Regions from separate parts of the Mus musculus genome. Here region 2 is linked to region 1. The links are chromatin loops, found by intact Hi-C in ENCODE. Cell type or tissue: heart. All regions are shown on one strand.

Evidence for each region. Hi-C counts contacts between places; a loop is a spot of excess contacts. Peaks named below come from ENCODE experiments on the same cell type or tissue, not always from the same donor. Only the 100,000 strongest peaks of a DNase experiment are listed, where the experiment ranks them.
Region 2: a loop joins it to region 1, with 2.3 times the contacts of the local background. A loop is called at or near these places in 6 of 42 quality-filtered maps.

Annotation. Positions count from the first base shown.
Region 1 is chr15:3,504,569-3,512,568 of GRCm38, reverse strand. All of the region lies in intron 1 of Ghr (growth hormone receptor), which reads left to right. Among named protein-coding and RNA genes, the nearest start is that of Ghr, 75 kb to the left of the region's middle. In heart, a CTCF peak has its summit at 3,326; a DNase peak (open chromatin) is centred at 3,268; H3K27ac peaks cover 214 bases.
Region 2 is chr15:3,448,077-3,456,076 of GRCm38, reverse strand. The region is part of intron 2 of Ghr (growth hormone receptor); the gene reads left to right. Among named protein-coding and RNA genes, the nearest start is that of Ghr, 130 kb to the left of the region's middle. In heart, no CTCF peak of the experiment used is centred here; no DNase peak of the experiment used is centred here.

The DNA of each region.
Region 1 (8,000 bases):
ATCCACATAGTTTTGGAACAGATCCAGGTACCATGTCACCTCACCCATCATGCTTCAGTAGCTATATTCATAACACTATAAATTATTGCATATTCAGATAATGCTCAAGTTATAATTGTCTCATAAATAATATAGCTTACACTTTAATATTTTGTTTAAATAGGCTTCCAAATAACACTCACATGTTGTAATGATTAAAAATCTTTTAAGCCACTTTTAATCTGTAGGTCAAATCCTCATCTTGCTCCTCTTTGCTTCCTTCCCCCTCCCCCTCCCTCTCTCTTTTTAACTCTATCTCTGAAATTTATTTACTGAAGAAACTGAGTTGAGGTCTTGGCAAAATCCATACTGGCTGGCATGTGTAGATTGTTTCCACATGTGCCTTTCTGCTTGTTTCTGAATGTCCTTGGTTTCTACAAATTGGTAATTGTATCTAAAAGTTGCACTAGACAACTTTCTTGAGAAAATGACCAAATATATGCTCATATACTTCAGAGGGTGAAGTGCGACTATTGCTCTGAGGCCTCTGGTCTGGTCAAATGCCAGCTTTGAGATGAGGGAGATGACCTATGGCCTTGGAATAAGATGCTGGCTGAGCACACAGTCTGGAGCCACAATATCTGTATTGCACTCCGAGTCACATCACTTGCTAGCTGCATAAACTCAGAGAATATTGTTGGAAATCTCTTGGCTTCAGATATCTCATCTCTACCCTAGTCATGGGATTGTAAAGATCAACAGAATAGACACATGTGTATACAGCATGCCTAGAACACTGCATAATGTAAACCATTTGTAAGTCTTAGTGCTACTTGAGAAAGAAAACTTAGGCAGGGGTTCAAAGCAAGGAGAATGAAAAATCAATATATTTATGGGAACAAATGACCCAGCCACAGAGTGAACCAATTCCAGCCTTTCTGAAAGCTTTCCAATCCTGATCTGCCTCCTCTGACTGATTTGTGTCCTTTGTGTTTGTTCTCTGTGCATTTAGCCTCTCCCGTGGCATATCCCATGTGAGTTATTCATTTTGTGTGAGACATTTGCATGTAAGTCAGTGAAGAAAGCAAAATGGCGTCACCAATGTCCAGCAGCCTCAGAGCCAGACTTGAAGATGCCTCGAGGGGTCTGCTTCTTCAGTAGACTGTGCTCATCTACCGGTCCATAAACCAGACTTTACGTCTGCTTCTTGTCCTGTTGCACTTACAGTCAAAGGCTGAAATTCTTATCTGTGGTTTCCATCCACCCCTAACAGCTGAAGTCCTTAAAAGGAACCTTCTTGCTCTAGTCCACAGAGTATTTTATTTTATTTGAGTATGTTTATCTTGAAGGGAAAAAAAAAGCCTTAAATCCAGTCGCGCTTTCTGCTTTCCCTTGCTTATCACATTCTACATTAACCTTGGAGCTCTTGAATCTGGCTGTTCTTGGTGCTGAGTCCATTCTGGTCAGAACGCTTCTCTCTTCCATGCCTTTCGCACTGGTGAAGTTTTAGGCAAATCCTATAGTTTAGATTGTTCTATGGTAAGGACTCTTGGTGAGAAAAAGTTAGCTATTACCAAATATTTCTTGTGTTGTTTCCCACAGTCCCTTGCAAGCAGGGACTACAAAGCTGTGGGCCACCAGTTTGGGGCTATTTAACAAGAACACAGGCCTTCCCCCGGTATACTACCTGTGGCTACTTATTCACTCCATATACAAGTGAGCAAAGGAAATGTAGACCGCCACCAAGGAAAGTAAAACCGAGAATACCTACAATCTGACTGGACAGACAACTCTGCCAATCTCTCTTTTAAGGGGAAGTTAGGTAGCAGAGTCGTTTAGTCTAAAAAGTAAATAAACACAAACCCACTGACGGGAAAAGAGAAATTGTAGGAGAATATAACTTTCTTTAAAAAGAGTTATCCACTCCCAAATGATTGTGTACGTAGAGATCAATCAATTATGCATGCTTTTCGATGAGGAAAGAGAGACAGGTCCTTCTCTTGGACTGTGCCTCTGGGGCCTGGCAGCACACAGTGAGCTTACCCCTTTTACTTTTCTGTTCTGCTGTGTTTCCCAGGAAGGCAAATATCTTAGACTGTAAGAAGATTGGGGACGCTCTGGAGCTTACTTTCCCTTAGAGCTTGTTCTGTTTCCTTGCCAGCAGGGCCACGCTTTCTCTCTGCTGCAGCCTGACAGGGCCCCACCTCCTGCTTATCTTAAGTTGCAGCTGAAGTTGAAGGGAAATCTCTTTCAGGTTCCTAAGACCCTATTAACTCAAGGTCAGATCTGTGGTATCCACCATCAAGTCCAAAGCCTCTCTCTATACAGAAACCTGTTTTAAAGTGTTAGCTAGTAGCAAGTAACTCTGGGTTAGTTTCCTCTTGAGTTGAAGTTATGGATGGAAGGGTAAATGAGAAAAAAAAAAAAAAAGATAATGTTAGTTGATTGGACTGACTGATTTCTAACATTCAGAGGCAATTTCATAGCATGTGTTATTTAAATAATCCCCATAAAAACCCTGTGTGGGAGGAGGAGTATTGTTATACATTGTGGTACCAAGACTTAGAAAACAAATTAAGATTTCCACATTATAAGTTGTATAGTTCCATCAACAATGCCATGAGCTTTCTGCCACATAATCCATATCATGTTAACCTATTCCTTAGGCTCAAAAAATAGCTACAGGAGATCCAGGTGTCACGTTTTTAGGTAACGAGGGCCAGGGTAAGGAGAAAAGACAAACAGATAACAATCTAGCCAGGTTTGCTTTCTTTCTTAGATTCTTGGTTGGTGATGTCAGCTGATGCATACATACTTCATCAACTCTTAGGATTTCCTTTTTTCTAAGGAGACATGAAAATTTCTTGAAGTAAGCTGGTCATGTGTGTGTGTGTGTGTGTGTGTGTGTGTGTGTGTAAATGTTTTCTGTAGACACAAAAGTAGGAAAAAATTATCACTAAAGAAGTCTATTTTAAAAAACCAAAGGTCAAAATTCTGGTCCAAACACTGAAAGTCTTCAGAAGAACTTGATAGAATAGAGGTTCCAATGCTCTCATTTGCATCTTGGGCATGAAGCAGAGATCCAAAAGGTGAAACGATTTCCCTCCGTCTCTAAGTCAAATAAAGGAAGCTCCAGAGAGGAATGCAATGGCTAAGTGTATCCTTAGCCAGATTTGAGGCCAGGCGATGATGCTGTCAGTGTCCTCACTGTGTATCAGGTGTCTCTGCAGGCCAGGGCAGCCGTCCCTGTGGTTAGGACACAGGCAGGCTATGTGGAATGACTGGATCCCACTGGCTTGGCAGAGACAAAGGGCCATGTGCTGAAGCTCAAGCTGGGAAGGAAAGTGTCTGGCACTCACCAGATGAGGGCCTTTCACTCAGTAAAATCTTTTCTCTGCCAGTGGCCCACAAGCTACAAGCCTGAGCAATGGTTGTTTTGCCATCAAAAGCAACAACAACAAACACAGATGCCTTTAACATGCAAATGGCTATGCACACAGTTTTCCTGTAGATAGGGAAGTGCTCTAAGCAAAGCAGCTATCAGACAGTAGACACCAAGAGCAAAGTTATGTGTGTGGTTTTTTTTTTTCTCCTTCTCCTTCTCCTTCTCCTTCTCCTTCTCCTTCTTCTCCTTCTCCTTCTCCTTCTCCTTCTCCTTCTCCTTCTCCTTCTCCTTCTCCTTCTCCTTCTCCTTCTCCTTTTCCTTCTTCTTTTCTCTGCCAGGCATGGAACAAGAGAACAGTGTGTCCTACAAAACAGCTTGCACAGGAAAACAGAATCCACCCTGTTGGTCACCTGAGGGAGTCAGTCAGCTCAGGGAAGTTACACATTTTCTGTTCATTTGCATAAGGGAGGAACTGAGTTGTGGCATCATGAGTGGACTATTTATAAGAAGGAGAGAAGAGTGGGTTTTAAAAGGAAATACCAGAATGTGCTATACAGAGGTCACAGCTTGGGGAAAACAAGACAAAACAAAACAAAACAAAAAACAGCTTGCCTGGCATTTCCCAGGAATGTGTGGATTGAGCCCCTCCTAGAGAAACCAGAAACCGCATTACCTGGAGCCTTGGTCTTAATTCATCCTTTTGTGCCCCTTTCATGGAAGCCAGACATTTGTAATTTCGTGTGAATAAGCCATGAAATTTGTTTCATTACTGTTAGCAACCATGCATGTCACTAGCTCATCTGCCCCCCAACCTTGTCCAAATTAGAAGAGAACGTCCCTGTCTTCATGCAAACTCCAGAGCTGAGCAAGTGAAAGGAAAGGCAGCACTGTGCTCCCTTCTAGCAGAGACCATGCAAGCTGCCCAGGTGCAAATGCCCCGCCCCACAAAGAACTGCTGGCTCTTGAGCCAAACAAAACCTAGCTGTGGATAACGCAGCCCACAGCCTGCAGCCTAACATGTTCCTGCCTCTGTTGTAGTGGTTCAAGCAAAGTTCTGGGGGTAAAGTCAACTGGCTTTAAATCAGAACTCTCTGAATTCTCTGCCTCACATCTGTTTGTATCCAGATAATTGCACACTTGAACCTACCTTGTCGTGTTCTTATGAGGATGAAATCAAACAGTCACACAAGAGAAAACCATTCAGAGTATGTGCAGCGTACAGTTCTAACACTCAGCAAATGTTACACAATTGCAAAATAATGTGAAAGGCTAATTTTCACTCTTTGGTTTATCTCTGAGAGTCAAGTTTTGCTAAACAATTCTAAGCATATAGAATATATGAGAGAAAGTAGGTTTTGAGGTTTTTTTACTCCTGGGAATTTGTTGTAATTCACCCCGTGGTCACTTTGGGAAGGTAAGGAGCTAGAAACAGCAAGAATATCAGTTACCCCTGACCTGCTAAGGCAACAAAAACCTTAGCAAAAATAAATGCTGTACATGAACCCTGCTCCTGGCATAGGGGAATGGCTAACACTTGTCTTAGTTAGGGATTTATTGCTGGGAAGAGATACTGTAACCATAGCAACTCTTATAAAGGGAAGCATTTAATTAGGACTGGCATACAGATTCAGAGGTTTAGTCCATTATCATCATGGCAGGAAACATGGCAGTGTACAGGCAGACACGGTGCCGGAAAGGTGCTAAGAGTTCTACATCCTGATGTAAAGGCAGCAGATGTAGACTGTGTGCCCCACTAGGCCTACCTTGAACATATAAAACCTCAAAGGCTACCCCTACAGTGCACATGTCCTGCAGCAAGGCCACACTACTCCAAGAAGGCCATGCCTCCTAATAGTGCCACTCCCTATGGGCCAAGCATTCAAATAGATGAGTCCGTGGGGGCCATTCCTATTCAAACCACCACAACATCCTTTACAATGACATTTTTAAAGCCACTAAGAGAAGATGAAGCTCAGTAGCATGTGTTATAAAAGACAGAGATGTGTGGGTTATATTTTAGAATTATTTGCGTTGAAACAATTATAAAGCACTGGGAGTCAGTGTGGGAAGTATTCCATTATTTGACTTCATCTTCAATAATGGGTACTTCTCAAAGACTCAATTCTTTGTGTTTAAGAACTACCACAGCTGTTTTTTTTACATCTAAGATGCACTAGGCTCTGCATAGAATACTAGTTCTTAGCCCCAAGTCTACACTGGAGGGAGCTTGCAGGGTGTCAACTGTAGTGAAATATGTGTTTAGCTCCAAGGAATCGGGACTGAAAAGAGACTGAGTTTAGTAGCTCTGCTCTTTTAGACCCAGTAATGTCTAAATGCCTTATTTATTTTTAAAAAGTACAATCTATCGGATTTACTATGAAACAAATTGAGAAAACCATGTCCAGAGAAATTTCAGCTTCCTTGTATTTAAATAAAAATTTTCTCTCACTTTGTTAATGTAGAAGCTTCCCATAAATACTCATTAAACCATAATTGTATGCTGGTAGGGGCCATCTGGCATGAGAAGACAATGCTAACCCTAAAGTCCTATTTTATTTATTTTACATGAACTTGGCCAGGCCATCGTCAATCTAAAGCTTCTCTTGACAGACTGGGTTCTCAATCGTGCTATTACTGATAGCTGGGCCAGATATGTCTTTGCATCCTGTAGAGAACGCATACTGTCCTAAGAGGTACTTAGTAGCATCCATGGTCTCTAATGACTGGGTAATAACATCCCTCCCACCCTTTTCATCAAACAAAATTGTGCACCAGGATTATCTTCCGGGGAGGGGAGTGATGAAGAGAGAGACTGAATTTGAAGATAGGAAATTTTCACAAATTAGACCACCAACAAGTTATGCTGCTGAAATGCTGAGACACGAGCCCAACGTTACCATGTTTAACAAGTGGATGTTTGGGCCAAACCAACCAAATACTTATCCATGTGTCATGTGGACTGATTTCAAACAAACGTCTCTGGAGGACCGGATCATTACCTTGGCCATTTAACTTTTGTGTGTTTTTTAGACTGCTTCAAGACACAGTAATGTTTGTCCATCTACACTCACATAGGAACTCGGCAGGCAAGGATCAGAATGATGTACACAGTTCTATGCCAGTATAATCCAAGCACTCTGGAAACTGAGGTGGGAGCATAATGAGTTTAAGGATATCCTGGGCTACAGAGTGAAATTCTTGTTTCGAGGGGGAATAAAGCAGAGAACGACATCATCAGAGATCTTCATGTACTCTCCTTTCATTTTAAAGAACAAGACACCAAGGTCCAGAGAATAGGGTCTGCAGCACAAATATCTCTAATAAGCCTCAGCCATTCAAGCTGTAGCCTTGGAATTACAACAATATAGGCATAGAATATATCTTTTTTGTTGAGTAAAATGTCTAAAATTACACTCTTACAGCAATTTTCAAAATCCCAGGAATAAGGAAGACAAAGAAAGGCAAAGTGGAAATGTTCTTCCAATTGAAAGCACAAAAATTAAGGAAAACATCAGTTTGTCTTCTGCCTCTGCATCTGGAAGTATGCGTGTTTGTTTTATAGCATATGATTGCACAGTGTCAGTCAATTGTGAATGATTGTTTCTATCCTTTTACTTAGTCGTGGTTATGAATTTTGTCTACTGGGTAAATTATGATTAAGGTGTTGAAGAAATAATGACTGGAAACTGCTTCCTTTCCTTCCTTCTTCCATTCAGTACCTTGATCTTCATACAGTTTGTAATCACAAACAAGGGTCATGTGACTAAGTCCATTCTACTGGCACAGGGTGGCCATCCTTTATCCTATTTTCATTCATGGAGGAAACCACTACTCACACATCTAACATCTAGAGCATGTGTGTGTGCACTCGTGTGTGTGTGTGTGTGTGTGTGTGTGTGTAATACAGTGTCATTTGCTCCATGTAATTCTTGATCTAAATGAATATGAATAAAGCAAAAAATTATCAAGTTCAGACAGTGTTCAGGCAGTGAATGAGAACATCACTGAGAGAAAGGTAGAACATGTTTTACTGGTGTGTACAAGTTTTGATTACAGGTGTACATTGCAGCCTCTTGCCTGCTGCATGCCCGAGGCAGTCAACCTTTCATTTGTGATTATCAGAATGAGGCAGTTCTGGAGATTACTTTTCTAAGGTCATATTCCAAATCTCTCCCGGTGCTCAGAATATGTACAGTATGAAGAAAACTTCCTACAGTGGTTTTGTAGAAAAGTTATTGAAAGACCAGGAAACGCCTTTGACCTTGTTTTGGACTGAAAATGAAATGATCTCATTCAGAAATGGGTACAGTGCCAAAATATGGAACGTGTTATTAAAATAAGATCATGGTTTATTTAAAAACAAAACAGAACAAAGCTTGTCTTAGGGGTGGGGCGACAACCTATTCTAGCTAACTGCCTACGAGCAGGTTGAAAGAGGAGTGGCATTTTAACCTAAGGCCCAATATACTACACAGTCACCTTTTGACAAGAAAATAAATGGAAGAATCCCTTTGGACACTGCCTGTGCATTAAGGAAGGGCCTTCTGTTGTGGGTGATACAAACTCTACAAAGATTAGGTCAAAGTCTTCTCTTATATTTCATGATTGGAGAAAAAATGCATATTGTACCATGTAC
Region 2 (8,000 bases), 56 kb after region 1:
ATGAGAAGAATGGTGACAAAAAAGTATATATAATGTTATAAGCCGTGTGTGTGCTTGTGTGTATGTGTGCATGCAAGTGCATGTATACACATGATTACCCATTTTCTCTCTGTGGCAAGAGAAGCCTTGATCTACTTCTATAGCAGAAATCCTGAATATAATAATCTGAGCTCAACTACAGCTCTCTTGGTGTTCATTAATTCACTAGACTCAATACAGCATATTTGCTTCTTTGTGCCCTATGGATGACTGTCTGCCAAGTCCTTCTCCTACCCCAAATGTGGTAACCACTGTTGTCTCTACAATTTGACCTTTTATTTGTAAAATTACACATTGATGCAACCATGTTTATTGTTCTTTCCTGATCTGACCTCTTTCTCTTAGACTGATGGCCACTTTTGCTTTAGAGACACTCACACTGTGGCAAATGGCAGGAGCTTCAAGCTGAAGTCTGGGCTATTCCATGTCTATGCTGTTATGTTGACAGCTGCAATGAATACAGACATAGAGTCCCTTACACAGTGGTGGTTTCAACAGCCAGTTCCAAAACTGCTTCTTAATTTCCTTTTTAATAATTTGTGTTTGCGACTTGATGGCTTGAGGAAAGAACCATATGAAAATGAAACATGTTATAGTAAATACAAATCATGTATTTTATCAGCCCTATGGATAGGGAAGAATTTAGCAGAGAAAACATTGCCCTCTTTCTTTTTTCTTTTTTTCTTTTTTTCTTTTCTTTTCTTTTTTTTTGTTAAACTAAGCAAATTTAAATATTTGAGTATTTCAGAAAACTTTCTTAAAATAGCCTAAAGATTAAAAATAGGAAAATAGAGCTGGCGTGGTGGCTCACACCTTTAATCCCAGCACTTGGGAGGCAGAGGCAGGTGGATTTCTGAGTTCGAGGCCAGCATGGTCTACAAAGTGAGTTCCAAGACAGCCAGGGCTATACAGAGAAACCTTGCCTTGAAAAACCAAAAAAAAAAAAAAAAAAGGAAAATAGGCTATGCTGTTTGCTTACAAGGTTGTAGACAAGCTAGGCAAGCATGTTCCCGAATTCTCGTGTGTGTGTGTGTGTGTGTGTGTGTGTGTGTGTGCCACATAACTAATAGCTATAGCCAGACTTAGTACATGACATATTGTGGGTCACATGACACATTGTGGGTCTCAGATAACATTCATGGGTCATGTGTTTCTTTTCTTTTTTGCCAAGTCTGGATCAACCTATTTTATTTTCGATTTTCCTCTTTCAGTATAAGGCAGACTAAAAATTATATAGGTAGAGAATTAAAGACAATGTAGTTTATTTTATTAGATATTTTCTTTATTTACATTTCAAATGTTATCCCTTTTCCTGGTTTCGCCTCTGAAACCCCCCCCCATCCCCTCCCCCTCCCCCTGCTCACCAACCCACCGACTCCTGCTTCCTGGCCCAGGCATTCCCCTACACTGGGGCATAGAGCCTTCACAGGACCAAGGGCCTCTCCTCCCATTGATGACTGACTAGGCCATCCTCTGTTACATATTCGGCTGGATTCTTGAGTCCCTCCATGTGTACTCCTTGGTTGGTGGTTTAGTCCCTGGGAGCTCTGGGGGTACTGGTTAGTTCATATTGTTGTTCCTCCTATGGGGCTGCAAACCCCTTCAGCTCCTAGACAACGTAGTTTTTTTGTTTTCTTTTCTTTTGTTTTGTTCTTTTTTTTTTAATTCGTTCTTTGTTTTGGCTTGATTGGCACAATATGTAGCAGTACTAAGTGGTTTGTCATAAGGTAATCACCTGTAAAAATCTGCCCCCGAGGTAGATTGGAGATGACAGGTCTGTATGGGAAGGGAAAGCTGCCTCTTGACTACTTAAGCGGGGCTCTACTTGTTTGGGCACATACACAACTGGAAATGTATTGGGTCTGAGAGGATTTTTTTTTAATTAAATTTAATTGCCCTGTGGGAAATGTAATGGGAACCAAACATTGAAGAGTAAGATCATTGTATTGTTTACAATGTAATAGCAAGGGTTTTTTTGTTTTTTTTTTTATCACTCATCCTTAATATGAGGCCCCATATTCCTCCTCAGTGCAAGTTATATAATCTCATGGAGAATTCCTTATTCCATCCTTAAGAAGGGGCAACATTGTTTCATCTTTAGAAGGCTTTACCAGCTCGATTTTTCCACTGGCTGTATGTAGAATATTGCTTGCTGAAAAATGACCACAAAGGTTTGGTGCGTATAGGAGTGCCCACTATAAAGTATGCCATCTATCTTTATATAGCATGCAGTCAGCAACTCAGCTTCTCCTTGGGCCTCAGCAGCCTCAGGAAGAAGCAAACCAATCCGTGATGTGCAGAGAAGTTCAGTCTGGCTAGGACAGGAAGAGCTCCTGGAAGTGATGGAGGGCCTGACTCTTTAATGTCTGCCTCTCATGATGAAGGCAAATCATCAAGACTCCCTGAACAGAGTAACTCAAAGTGAACGTGGAATCATTAATTCACCAAGGTCACTGTGTGCACATGTCTTCAGTGCTTCCTATTTTTAAAACTTAAATCTAGGAGTCATGAGGAATACAAGAAATATCTTCAATAAGTTATCTTGACATTAGGTAAGTATAGTGAGAGGATCGGGCTCTGTACATGAACTGTGGCGATGGCCCATATCACACTACATAGGAGTAGCACTGAACATAGAAAACTGTTCATTCAATTACCAAATGATACAATGTTCAATGAATGGCATGCAATGTTCAGTGAATGGCATGCAAGGAGTAGTTCCATTCTATGCATTTAAAAATCAACAAATATCTACTGAGCATTTACAGACAAGAAAGGTGTCTTTGGCAGAGCTCACTGCACATGAGCACTTTGTTTCTCTTGGAAACAGACTTAAGGAAGTTGATTTCAGTAGAATTATACCGTCTCCAGATGGCAAAAGGATCCACAGGCAAAGACGGGACTTGTCTGGCCTCGAAAAACTGACAATTTATGGAAAGGAAGAAAAAGTATGTGCCAAATCCATCAAATAATAATATTTCTCAAAGCTGTAAGCAGGCCAGTCAAAACAAAAGTGCTAAACACAGGATGGAACATTATTTATACATTTTTAGTATTTACAGAGAGCATATATACTGTTTAGGTATAATATTTATATATAAAGTTTATATATATATATATATATATATATATATATATTATAACCTATTAATAATAACTATAGGCAAAGCTTATAATTTGCTTCTCCCAACTCTGGAGAAAGCTTCTACAAAACATATTGTATCTTTCTATACCATTTAAGAGAAAAGAACCTTTTCTAGAATGATATGCCATGTTCTAAAGGAACCAGAATTCAGCAAGTATTGTTCACTTTATATTATTGAACAGTCTTTATAATCATATGCAGAGCAACATGATGTTTAGTTGGAAGATTCTGCTGCTCTTCCTGTTCAACAGGAAATAATTGCACAGTAGGGGGTTTTTACTTTTTAAACAAACTCTACACCACTACAGTTGAAGCTACACATGGTCATTAGAAGTTGCCAAGAAATCCTGGATATAGATCAAAGAAGTATTAGAGTCACAGTTGAAGCTGATAAACATTTAAGGGTGTCCCTTTAAACAATGTCAAAACCGAGTAATTTAAAGCTTTGACTTCTCCCTGAAGTGAGTGGGAAAGCCATAGACCTTTCAACGTCAGCTTTTTTGACCGTACAAAGCAAGAAGAGTTTCATAATCTGTCTAATGTCGTGGCTCATGTCCATGTACATCAACAGTCCTGTGTCACCTTGACCTCCTCATATCACAAATGTACTTTGACATTGGACTTCAGCATGTTGGAGCAGGCCAGGTGACTCTAGATGGAGCCAATGAGAGATATAAGAAGAGTCATTTGTAAACAATGACACAAAATTGACTTTTGACATTTTTTAAAATACTTTTTGGGTTCCAAGAGGAAATTAAAATTTATGTTCACGACATTAAGGAGCCCATAATTTATAGAAGGTGAAGCAGAGATGTAAACATACTTCAGGTGTGAGTACCCTTAGTTATTACAGAGTTTTAGGCTAGATAATAATATTGTTAGAATTTCTCCTTGGAAATAATAGTCATAATAAAAGTAATTTGAAAGGATGAGTGAAGAGGATACAGATTAAAATAGGTCAAAAGAGAGACAGTCTAAAGGTGACTAAATAAATAAATAAATAAATAAATAAATAAATATCAGAAAAATATTAAGGATATACCAGATAGATAGATAGATAGATAGATAGATAGATAGATAGATAGATAGATAGATCATGATCAGAGAAATATTAAGGATATCCTAAGTGCAATATTTGTGGTTCAATTAATAGACTTTTAACTTTGAGACTATCAGTATATTCTTATTCATCCAGTTCTAAGTTTCCACACATTTAATTAAATGTTATCAAAAAAAAGCATTGATTCACTTTTAATATAGTGGAGTCATGGAACACAGGTCATCTTGCTGACAGTAAAGTGGTAGGAGCTGAAGGGTAGTACCCCTTTGCATAGGAACATACCAAGCCTGGGGAGAGAGCATCATGTTTTTAATGCTGTATTTGGCATCCTTTTTCTAACTCCTCTTATCTATGCCTAGCTCAAGTTCTATGGCCCTCTAGTCACCTATGTTTTTGACTGTCACATGGTATAGATGACCATATACCAGCAAGTCTACCATGTGGACAATGGACTGAACTCTCCATTAAAGTCTTTCTACATTCATTACTGTATCTCAAGACCTTTAACAAACTCTTAAGCATTTTATTATTGCAGGATATGTGCTTCCCTCATATAATGCAACAAAAAGCAAGCAGGATGTGCTGAGATGCACAATGCTTTGTGCTGGGCAGAATCCTAGAAGGTGGCTAGGTTTACACAGCAGCTGAGTCAACCCAGTGAAGACCTTAGCAGTGTAGGTGAATAAGTAGTGTCTCAGCTAATTTGTAAGTAGAAGACTTAGGACGACCCCCGAGTAATCCAAGTGCCCATGACAGATCATCTATCTACTTAGCTGCCCTGGATCCCAGGTTTGTCCAGGACAAGAACCTGTCCTGATTTACCAAGTGTCCCCATAGCACCTTGATTAGGTAACCCAAACTGAGACTCCTTTTGGGGATTGACAGGGAAGAGACTGATATAAGTTAATTGGTGTGGGATATCTGCAAAAATTGGATGTTCATGAGCACACCTGGCTATCTGCCTCTGGCCAGAGGCCAATCTAGTCTCAACTATGCAGAAGCCCATGCTAGTTTAGACTAATTCAGCCAGGGTCCCTCAATCACAGAGCACTAGAAAAACTATCTCAGAGTCTTCTGACCTATGGTTGGTGGTTTTAATTTTTTCCTGATTCTCCTCCTCCTCCTCCTTCACTACTACCACCACCACCAACAACAACAACATCACCACCACCACCTCCTCCTCTTCTTCCCCTTTCTTCCTCTCCTTCCCCATCCTCTATTGAAGTTAATGTGGTTGTGTTCCCAGAGCTGGTTCTAGTTAAAACTTTAACTTTAAACTCCATGTGATGAAGAGCTATAGGTCTATTAGATTCATCGACCAAAGTGCCTTCATGGCTTGGCTTTGGGTCCATGTGACTACTTATCTTTACTACTGAGCCCCTAACTGGTAGTAGAGTGCTCACTAGCATTCCCCAATACTGAGGAGAAGAGCACTCATTTCTTTTCAGAGCAGCAGGCCTCAGGATCCCAGTTTATCTTTGTCAGCAACACTAGCTCACATGCTCACTAGCTCACTGTCATCTTCTAGCCCAGAGCAGTGCTTCCTCGATGTTGACAGTAGAAATGTAGGGATGAATGCTACTTGACTTCTGATTGCACAGTTGATCATCCAGAGAGAGTATTCCTTGGTGTCCTGTATGGAGACCATTATATAGACCAAGAGGGTCCTAGGCCTGGGGAACTTCACCAACCTCAGCTGTAAGTTTCCTCCAGTCCCTAATTCCCCAACATGACTCAAAATGAATCAACAGAGTCCCATCAGACACTTTTGCCAGAAGTCTCTGTTTCTAGTTCTTAAGCCGTAGCCTTAGCAGTATTTCCATTATACTTCCATGACATAGTTGCACAGACGAGAGCAGTTCATGTTTCAATCACTAGAGAAGTGTTTCAGAATACTTCTACCTAATCTTTTAACAAGAATATGGGTGGGAAGACGTGTATATGGGGTCTGGCATAAGGTTTGGGTCCATTTTCTGAGTGAAGCCGCAATGACATCTATGCTTCAAGCTGTGTAACAAGTTTGGATTGAACTCAAAGTAAATAGCTTCAAAGAACTGCCAGAATGGTGTTACATAACTTATGTAATAAAGAATTATTGATGTGGAAGTCACTAGGCTCTCAGATAGGAAGAATAGCCTTCTTATCCTGTGTCTCACCCTCTGGCATTCTGACAAATATCTTTACTTATTTGTGAGGTGAATGAATAAATCAACATCAAAATCTTGACCTGGGATTTCTCCAGTCCAGTCCCACAACTGTCCCTGCTATTTTGAATGGCCAAGTCTAAGCAGGGTACAGGTTAAACTTGGATTCCCTTACTCTGGGAAGGATCTAAAATTAACTGTTCAGTGGTAGAAGCTGGCATGCAGGGCTTTTCTCTGAGGCTGGAATGATTTTATTTATAGCTTTATATGGGCCCAATGACACCAGAACCATAATTTTGCTCCAGATAATAATGCCTCTGAGCATAATGCCTTCCTACATTCAGGTCACTGAACACTGTCCCCTCCCAGTATGCCAGCCACTGGCCAACATTGTACATGGAATGAACTGGCCCCCCAACACTATCACCCTGAGACAATCTCTATCTGTGCCCCACCTACCTGATAAGTCTACTCAAATATTGACAGGTACAGAAATATAAAAGACTTGTAGACCCCAAATCAAAGTTCTCACTGCCCTTCTGGACATTGAACTTTTGAGATTATGAAAGACTCTGACTGTAGATCCTATAAATACCTGAATCTGTTTTTGAACCCACTCCCTAAATAACAGCTCCCCTAGTAAGATGTGTGGAGCTCTTCTCATTGTTGAAAGTAAATATGATATTAGAAAAGTCCTTAGTTTCTTAAGGTCTAAATGTGAAAATAATATTGTGTGCCCCCTTTAAATTTTAGCCTTGCATATGTAGGGAAATGGAAATAGTGCTTTGACATCTGACTTTCAGATAGGAATGTGCTTTGTGTAAACCTTATTAATACCTTGATTTTAGTGGGAAGAGAATTAGTGTTACACCATGCCAGAGAATGGCAAAGCTTTGCTTCCCCCAAACAAAATAAGAAAATGAATAGCAACAATAATTGACTGTAACTTTAAAAGCCTGTGAGGGTTAGAACATAATCCACTGGAAGAAGATGTACTTAGCATACATAAAGCACTTAGAGAGGAGCTGGTTAATCTGGAAAAGGACCACTTTCCCTCCGACCTTTGGCATCGTTTCTCCTCCATCCTTCATTGACCCACTGCTCCTTTGGTTTGGGAATAGGGGACATGTTTTTCTTAGCAGTAGTTGTGATAAAAGTATGTGCTGCAGAGAGAACAGGAACCTAGGGAAGCAAGTGAAAGACAATCACTTTCATCCTGAGTAAGGCAGTTTGGTCTGACCAGCTTGTTAAGGGTAGAGTCTATGCTTAACAAGTGGTTCTCAACCTTCCTAATGCTTCAGCCATTAAATACAATTCCTCATGATGTGGTGACCCGCTCCCCCGCCCCCCCTCCCCCCGCCAGCCATAAAAGTATTTTTGTTGCTACCTTATAACTGTAATTTTGCTACTGTTATAAATACTAATGAAAATATCTGTGTTTTCCAATGGCCTTAGGTGGTCTCCATGGAAAGGTCATAAGACCCACCAAAGGGGGCACAAACCACAGATTGAGAACACTGGGGTAGACTGAAGCAACATACCCAAGGTGGCATGCTCAGATGGTCCTGGACAGATAGACAAACTTGTGTATCATAAGACCAGTTTCTTTGTT